Regions from separate parts of the Homo sapiens genome. Here regions 1 and 2 are each linked to region 3. The links are chromatin contacts, found by Hi-C or POLR2A ChIA-PET in ENCODE. All regions are on one chromosome and are shown on one strand. The core of a region is the stretch at or near the end of the contact, and the rest is flanking DNA. Distances in the headings are between cores, read along the strand shown.

Evidence for each region. Hi-C counts contacts between places; a loop is a spot of excess contacts on that map. ChIA-PET counts read pairs that join two places held with the same protein, here RNA polymerase II (POLR2A). Pooled maps may share reads with other maps.
Region 1: a loop to region 3 is called in a map of naive thymus-derived CD4-positive, alpha-beta T cell, with 27 times the contacts of the local background. The contact joins the promoter of CAPZB here to the promoter of OTUD3 in region 3. A Hi-C loop is called at or near these places in 1 of 168 maps with a recorded cell type or tissue (naive thymus-derived CD4-positive, alpha-beta T cell) and 8 of 50 pooled maps. POLR2A ChIA-PET finds 5 or more read pairs at or near these places in 3 of 52 experiments (H1, PC-3 and activated CD4-positive, alpha-beta T cell).
Region 2: a pooled map shows a loop between it and region 3 (6-fold over the local background). The contact joins the enhancer-like site here to the promoter of OTUD3 in region 3. A Hi-C loop is called at or near these places in 6 of 50 pooled maps. POLR2A ChIA-PET finds 5 or more read pairs at or near these places in 2 of 52 experiments (OCI-LY7 and naive thymus-derived CD8-positive, alpha-beta T cell).

Annotation. Positions count from the first base shown.
Region 1 is chr1:19,484,165-19,486,864 of GRCh38, forward strand. It overlaps CAPZB (capping actin protein of muscle Z-line subunit beta), which reads right to left and starts at 1,375. Exons shown (of 9, transcript NM_004930.5): 1 at 1,272-1,375. The coding sequence starts at 1,274. It also overlaps a transcript of LOC105376819 not described here. RefSeq lists enhancers at 1-160, 161-668, 669-1,177 and silencers at 1,082-1,191, 1,222-1,951.
Region 2 is chr1:19,390,011-19,392,886 of GRCh38, forward strand. All of the region lies in intron 2 of CAPZB (capping actin protein of muscle Z-line subunit beta), which reads right to left. Among named protein-coding and RNA genes, the nearest start is that of SLC66A1, 79 kb to the left of the region's middle. RefSeq lists an enhancer at 1,443-1,492. Within about 2 kb of position 1,386, at least 33 of the 41 ENCODE cell types and tissues checked have a DNase peak (open chromatin) inside an H3K27ac peak, as active enhancers do; they include OCI-LY7, where a contact is called at or near this core.
Region 3 is chr1:19,881,091-19,883,930 of GRCh38, forward strand. It overlaps OTUD3 (OTU deubiquitinase 3), which reads left to right and starts at 1,305. Exons shown (of 8, transcript NM_015207.2): 1 at 1,305-1,644. The coding sequence starts at 1,424. All of the region lies in intron 1 of LOC105376823 (a long non-coding RNA gene), which reads right to left. RefSeq lists an enhancer at 1,089-1,138 and a silencer at 1,509-1,848.

The DNA.
Region 1 (2,700 bases), core at 125-2,624, 400 kb before region 3:
CACTCTCCCTAGGCGTTCTGCTCACCTGATCCGAGGGACTTCCATAATCAGCAGTTCCAACCCTTGCAAGCTGACAGTTCAGAGGGAAGGGGAGGCTGCGCCTGCTTGGGTGCATCGTGTCCAGGCCATATGCTGGATCCAGGGCCTGGTGGCCCCCCAAGGCCACGGCCTCACAAGGGCGATTGTGCGTTCATCCTTGTCCTGTGGGCCACCCATCCTCGCCCCTCGGCTCCCACTCAGGCCCGGGCGCCGTGGACCCCGGCCTGCCCTGCAGAATGCTTCGCACGCACAGCACCCACGGCGGCAGCCTCGAGAAGGGCCCGCAGAGCAGCGCGCTGCCTTCTGGGCACACCGATGCCCGCCCTTCCCTCGCTGGCTCCTAGGCGGCCTCCCTAGAAGCGGCAACTGAGAAGGCACAGCACCGGGACCACCCCATCCCTGATGGAGAGCTCCCCTCGCTCCCCAAAGGCTGCAAAGAAGGCGCGCCCCAGGTACAGGGAAGGGGACCCTGGGTCGTGCACCAGGCAGGGGGCAGGACCCTGATGAGAGGCTCAGGGCGGGGACCGAGCGGGGCTGACGCAGGTTACGCTAGGAGTGGCGAAAAGTCCAGGGAAGGGGATCATGGTGGGGAGGGGGCAGTGAGGTCCAGACGGGGGCCATGGGCGGAGAAGAGGAGGTCCAGATTTAAGTTCACAGAGAGAAGAGGAGATTCAGGCTGAGGCCACGGAGAAGAGGGGAAGCAAACCTAGGCCGCTGCAGAAGGGGCTGACCGGGGTCCAGCCTGAGGCCATGGAGAAGGCAAAGGGGGAGGGACAGAGGGAGGCAGCGGCCTAGCCTGGGCCATGGCAGGGAGAAACGACGGCCTAGCCTGGGCCGGAGAGACGGGGGAAAGCAGACCTAGCCCTAGACCGGGGGAGGAAGGGGGCCCACGCCAGGGTCACCGAGGGGGTGCCTGGCTGGGGACACGGTTCGGGAGGGAGGGTCTAGCCTGGGCTATGGGAGAGACCAGCCTGAACACAGAGGTAGTGAGTGGGACTCCAGCTTGCGCCAAGGGCGGGGGCTGGGAGCGGGGGCAGGGTCACTGCCACCCAAGTCGTCCGCGCCGGCGGCACCCTCCTGGGCGGGGAGGGACCGGGTCCACCCAGGGTCCGGGACCCCGCCCCTCCCCCACCCCGGGAAGCCACCCGTCCCAGGCCAGGGATGGGCAGGGGGAGGGGGACGCGAGCTCCGGAGGGGCCCCCGGGCCGGGGAGGGGGCCGTGCGGCCTTTACCATGGTGGCGGCGGCGGCGGCGGTCCCGGTCCCGGCGTCAGTGGCTCTCCCCCCCGCAGCAGGGCCCGGCGCTTCCACTTCCCCGGGTGCCCAGGAGTGAACATCCGGGTCAGCACCCCCCTCCCCCCGCGCCGGGCCGCCGCCACCTTCCTTCCCCGCCCCGGCCCGGCCCGGGCCCGCCCCCCACGCCGCCAGCTCGCGGCCAATGAGCGCGCGGGGCTGCGGCGATCGCCAAGTATGGAGAGCGGCGCGAGAGGCGGGCGCCGACGGGGTGCGGGGGCGGGGCCTGCGAGGCGGGGCGGGGCGCGGCGCTGCGCGGCGCGGCTGCCGGGAGTCCCCGGCACGGGTTGCGGGCCGGGGCGGAAAGGTCTCCTGGCTGTCTGAGGTCCAGTCCCCGACTCTGGGCCTGCAGCAGCGAGTGGCGGCGAGGGAACCGCACCCCACAGTCCCCGCGGGCGGGGATGCGGAAGGCACCGCGGCTGGGAGGGGACCGGCCCTCCGCGCCCCACCCCGTGCACGCGCTCACTCCTGCGGCGCACCCGGAACTGCCGCCGAGCGCGGACCGGCCCGGCCCAGCCCAACCCAGCCCAACCCAGCACTGGGGGAGCGCGCCGGGAGCGGGGCAGGAGCCCAGCGCTGCCGCTCGCTACGGCAGGATCTGGAGCGCCGCGCTGCACCTGAGCCCGGGCACGAATTGAGGAGCCTCGGGCTGACGCCATTTATTCAGCACCTACTATGTGCCAGGCCTTGTTTAGGCACCGGAAGATAACAGATAAGACATAAAGATCCCTGCCGGTATAGCTGCAGACAGAATATCTGTGAGGATGACACAGGTAGAGATTAGAAAATTAAGTTCAACAGGTCGGCCGCGGTGGCTCACGCCTGTAATCCCAGCACTTTGGAAGGCCGAGGCGGGCCAAGGTCAAGAGATCGAGACCATCCTGGCCAACATGGTGAAACCCCGTTTCTACTAAAAATACAAAAATTAGCTGGGCGTGGTGGTTCGCTCCTATAGTCCCAGCTACTCGGGAGGCTGAGGCAGGAGAATCGTTTGAACCCGGGGGCAGAGGTTGCAGTGAGCCAAGATCGCGCCACTGCACCCCAGCCTGGCGACAGAGCAAGACTCTGTCTCAAAAGAAAAAAAATTAAGTTCAACAAATGCTAGCTGTTATGAGTACTGTTGAATGTGCTACAGAGAACCATTCCATTAGCCCAGAAGGGCTTCCTCGCTCCACAAAGTGACTCAAGTTTCTCTCTCCCAATCTCTCTCTCTCTCTCTCAATCAAATATTTGTTAAGCTTAGTCTAGGTAGCAGGAGAGATCTGGATTGCTAACAATATCTGCCTCCGTGGCCTGTTTGCTTTGGTTAAATCAAATTAGGCGATCTGTGAGGGGATGGTAAACTGCACAGATGACAGGAATTGTTTCC
Region 2 (2,876 bases), core at 136-2,635, 490 kb before region 3:
CGCAGCATCACGCCCGCTGCAGCAGGGATCAGTCAATGCATGCTGATTCCATGTAAGTGGATATTAATCCTGTGGTCTGAGGCCATATTACAGAACCAGAATGAAGGCAGTGTATCTCTGTAATCTAACCAGTCCCTACACTCATCTGAACCCCGGCCCCCGCCCCCTACTCATGTCGAGTGCTTAGAGCAGTGGAAGAAATCACATTAAGTGTCACAGACCATGGGTTTGTACAGTGATTTAAATGAAACGACAGGTCCAAACAAAGCCGAGAGTTCACTTTGGGGTGCATGTGGCACTGGCTCTGTCGCCTCCAAAGCCAGGGAGGGCCTCTGAGGAGGAGGAGCGGTGCTGACACGCGGCAGCCGGATGGTTTCTGTCTAAACCACCCATCTGAACTGCCTAACGGCCTTGGAGGGAAGGTTCAGATAACACCAAAGGTGTCAGACCAATCCAGGCTGTTGGGGGGATTTAAACATAATTCCCAGTGACTTGGAATAATAAACACTACACTGGTCAGGACAGTGCCTGCCGTCTTTCTGGTGGGAGTTCAGGGCTCCACCAGTTCCTCTGCTGCCACAGGAGTGTGCCCACCCCAGGGAGCAGGAGCCACAAGTCCTTCACCACCGATACTTTTGCCGGGCTCGGTGGTACCCAGGAGGCCACTGGAAAGACGGGTGGGGAGTGGGTAAAGTGAACTAGGGCAGGGAAAAGAAAAAACCCCAGAAGGTAGAAGGTAAGGGAGAGACTAGGATGCCATTGGCAACGGCCTCAGGTGACACCTGAATAATAATCCGTGGAAGGACCAGGTGATCGTAATAGCCCTGCCCTGCGTGGCAGGCACTATGCTAGCAGCTCTCCCTGCCCTTCCCTATGATCCTGACAATGGCTCTTCACACAGACACGCACTCCAGTCCTTGTTTTAAAGAAGGGGAAACAGGGCCTTAGAGAAATAACTTGACCGGAGCCACGCAGCTACGGGCCAATGTCTGAGGAAGGACATGCAGTTATATACAGCACAGCTAGGTTCAAAAAGAAACTGCTTTTCCCAAACTGAACACTTTTTTTTTTTCTTAAATCATCCAACCCAACAGCTGATCACACGAAGAGATACAAATCAGAAGTTTCCGGCCACAAGTGAGGTTCGTGTTTGTGCCGCCATATGGTTCTACTTTGCCTCTTCCTCTTCTCCATTAGTTATTAATGTTGAAAAAAATTGTTCAACCAGAAAAAGAAACTTGAGATGAACCCTTAAAAAAAGCACAAAAGCCAGAGCAGCTCAGACCCACGGAGTCTAACCCACGGCGCCCTTGTCTTTAAGAAGTGCACCCTTGTACCTCGGTTTTTTAAAAAATGGCCAAATGAACACATTCCATCTTTTGATCTGCCTGTTGGCCGAGAGCCCACCACCAGCAAGATAGGAATCAAAAACAGATTCTGCGTACTTGGGTGCACTCAGAGGAAACTGCCACGCCAGAATGCTGCAGCTGCCGACGTCCAGCAGAGGGCTCTGTGACAATTTGTTCCTTTTATTTTTCCAGAAGGCCCAAAACTTTCTTAAAAAGATAAAAGAGCATTTCAAGTGGCACATACACTCGTGTCAGAAACAAAATATACAGTGTGGCATTCTGTAAAAACACCAACCTCGAAACCGAACAGGTTCAAATCCTCGGTCAGTCACTTGCTGGCTGAGTGTAACCTTCCTAAGTCTCTGGAACTGGGGGTTACAACATCCATGTCAAGGAGAAATTCACACTGTTCCATAAACCCCGAATGCCCGCTCCAGGCCCGTGTCAGGTGCAAGGGCTCAGCACGGGAAGAGATGGACATGGGCGGCCCTGCTCTGACAGCAAAGTCCAGCCACAGAGGCATCTCCAAGAGGCAAGGGTAGGCCAGGCATGGTGGCTCACGCCTGTAACCAGCACTTTGGGAGGCTGAGGAGGGTGGATCACTTGAGTTCAGGAGTTCAAGACCAGCCTGGCCAATGTGGCAAAACCCCATCTCTACTAAAAATATACAAAAATTAGCCAGGTGTGGTGGTGCATGCCTATAATCCCAGCTACTCAGGAGGCCGAAGCAGGAGAATCACTTGAATCTGGGAGATAGAGGTTGCCGTGAGCCAAGACTGTGTCACTGCACTGTAGCCTGTGCGACACAGAGAGACTCTGTCTCAAGGTAAAAAAAAAAAAAAAAAAAGAGGCAGGAAGCGAACCTGCAGGAGACGACAGAAGGGGGTTGCTGTGGGGGCAAGTCAGCAGTCTAGGAGGTGGCACAGAGATGACATGTGAATAATGACCAAGGAGCCGGCCCTCCAAGACTGCAGGGAAAAATAACAGGGGCATCCCAAGAAGAGGGAAGAGCTGGCATGAGGCTCTGCTGCAGAGGCCACTGAGGCAAGTGCAAGAACAGAGAGGAGCAAAGCGCGGCTGGAGTGAGACCCAGTGAGGCAGCACGCAGCACCTCCTGGGTCACTCCAAGTGTGAGGGCAGGCCCTGGCACACTGCTTTTCTTAAGAATTAAAAAAAAAAAAAAAAAAAGGCCAGCTGCGGTGGCTCGCTTGAGATCAAGAGTTCGAGACCAGCCTGGGCAACAGGGCAAGACTCCGTCCCTACTAAAATAATAATAATAAAAATAGCCAGGCATGGTGGCATGTTCCTGTAGTCCCAGCTACTCAGGAGGCTAGGGTGGGAGGATTGTTTGAACCCGGGAAGTCGAGGCTGCAGTGAGCCGTGTTTGCACCACAGTACTCCAGCCTGGGTGACAGAGTAAGAACCTGACTCAAGAAAAAAAGTGTTTACTTATGTATAATAGGTAATACATTCACATAGGTCAGAATTCAAAAAGGTACAAGAGCACATGCTGGGAAAGGCCTCCCA
Region 3 (2,840 bases), core at 55-2,554:
AAGTGAACTAAGGCAGAAACAGAAAACCAAATACTGCACGTTCTTATAAGTGGGAGCTAAACATTGGATACACATGGACACAAAGATGGGAACAATAGACTCTGGGGAATACAAGAGTCGGGAGGCAGTTGGGGGAAAGGGTTGAAAAACTACCTATTGTGTATTGTGTACTTTGCTCACTACCTGGGTGACAGATTCATTTGTACTCCAAACCTCAGCCTCACGCAATATAGATGGGGTTTCACCATCTTGGCCAGCTGGCCAGGCTGGTCTCGAACTCCTGACCTCAGGCGATCCCCTGGCCTCGGCTTCCCAAAGTGTTGGGATTACAGGCGTGGGCCACTGCACCTGGCCTCAGTTTTTGTTTTTGTTTTTTTGTTTGTTTGTTTTTTGAGATGGAGTCTCGCTCTGTCCCCCAGGCTGGAGTGCAGTGGTGCAATCTCGGCTCACTGCAAGCTCCGCTTCCCGGGTTCATGCCATTCTCCTGCCTCAGCCTCCCGAGTAGCTGGGACTACAGGCGCCCGCCACCACGCCCGGCTAATTTTTGTATTTTTAGTAGAGACGGGGTTTCACAGTGTTAGCCAGGATGGTCTCCATCTCCTGACTTTGTGGTCAGCCCGCCTCGGCCTCCCAAAGTGCTGGGATTACAGGTGTGAGCCATCACGCCCAGCCTGGTCTGTCTCAGTTTTAAAACGGAAAGTCCTGCATCCCAAGAAAACCTCTAGTCCAGGCAAACCTAGGTGGGTCGCTCTAGGATGGAATTAGGATTTCCAGTGGTCTTGGACAGAAGGGCGACCTCTCCCTTGAGTTACGAAGGAAGGCGGAGAGATGAAGGGCAGGATTAAATAAACAAGTATGCGGGCTTTGGAGCCAGGGCAAAGCTCTGCCTTTTAGCTGTGTGATCTTGAAATTATTTAACCACTCAGATTCAGTTTCCTGTAATTTGGGGATAATTAAACAAGAATGAGCCGTGTGAAAGTGCCTATCCAACTGTAGTAGGCTCGCAGCAAGAGTTTAAATCGTTTTTATTCATCTCCGGTCCTAACTTTTGCCGCTGCTCTGTGTTCCACTCTTCTATCATCTTTAATTTCTCTGCTTGACTTGTTCCTGCTTTGTTCTCTCTGGTCCCTCTCCGGTCGCTCCTGCCACTCACGTTGAGTACCATCCACCACTAGAGGGCGGAATAGAACAAACCAAGATGGGTGCCCCTCCAGCTCTCTATGGCGTCTGCTCGCCGAGCCCCGCAAAAGAGGCGGGGATTCCATCATGTGACCGGGGTGCTGGGCGCCGGCGCAGGCGCGGTTGCTGCGTAGTCGTCGCCGGGCTCCGTTGCCCGCGCTGTTTTACCTTCCCAACGCTTGAGGCGGACGCTGGGGGGTCCTGCGCCTTTCCCTCCTGCCGCTGGGGACTGCAGGCTAAGGCCATGTCCCGAAAGCAGGCGGCGAAGAGCCGGCCGGGCAGCGGCAGCCGGAAAGCCGAGGCCGAGCGCAAGCGGGACGAGCGGGCGGCGCGCCGGGCCCTGGCCAAGGAGCGGCGGAATCGGCCGGAGTCTGGCGGCGGCGGCGGCTGCGAGGAGGAGTTCGTCAGCTTCGCCAACCAGCTGCAGGCCCTGGGGCTGAAGCTGCGGGAGGTGCCGGGGGACGGGTGAGGCGGGCCGGGAGCGAGGGAGGCGGCGCCGGGGGACGCGCCGGGCTCGGCCTGGCGACCGTTGCCCGCTCGCGTCCATCCATCCATTCATTCGGGCGGCCCGGGCGCCTCCCGCGAGCCAGCCACGCTCCGAGTGCAGGGCGTCCAGCTGCGAGTGAGGCGGACAAGCCCCTCGCCCCGAGACGCTCGCGGGGATCCCAAAGGGTCCTAATCATGGCAGACGCCGCGAGCGAAATAGAAAGTGGGTGCTGAGACCGTATATGGGAGCAGGGCCACTGGATTGTGGCCAGGAAGGGCTCTCTCAAAGGTGACATTTAAGCTGAGTTCTGAAGGAATGAGATGGAGCCAGGCATTGGAAAAACAGTTATCATGACGATAAGACCAGTTGAAGGAGTTTGAGTAAGCCCCACTTGGTAGAACGCTTTGCCTCCTTTGAGTCCTTGGTTTTTGGGTGGTGCCCCCATTTACATTTGTGAAATTAGGTCGCCTGTTTACTGAGCTGAAGGCAGCTTCTCTAATTCTTCCTTCCATGGGCCTCAGTTTCTCTGTAAGCAAAGGTGCTTCCCCAAGCTTTCTTGGGACTTAGACTGGATCCAGGTCCAGCTTTCTTTAGGGAACGCGGAGGGGGAGAGTGGGGAGGAGGAAGAAAATTAGCTTCAAGAAAGGGGATATGGCTCCAGGAACATGGATGGAAGAAGGAAAAGGGTCAGGAAGAGGGGAGAACAGTTAGGATCCCCATTGCAGGGGCAGGTAAAAAGGGGTCTGGTTGTCAGCTGTGTCACTTTGGAAGAGAGAGTGTTAATAACAGCCTGGCTTTTGTTTTTTTCCTCCCCGTATTTGAGTGCTCAGATCCTGCAGAGGGAAGACTAAAATGAAATTAAAGACCATAAGGAATTGCCTTAGTTCATTATTATTGTTATTTTGTAGAGACGGTGATTTTGCTGTGTTGCCCAGGCTGGTCTCGAACTCCTGGCTTCAAGCGATCCTCCTGCCTCGGCCTCCCAAAGTGCCTAGATTACAGGCATGAGCTACCACCCCCGGCCAGGAATTGCCTTAGATATTAACTGCAGAATAAGGTGTTTTAAAAATTTTCACATTACATTGCAGCTTATTGATTAAGACTGTGAACTGGTCCTAATTTCCCTTTCCCACCGTTCCTGTTTATGCTCATTGCTTCAGGCAGATTGGATTTC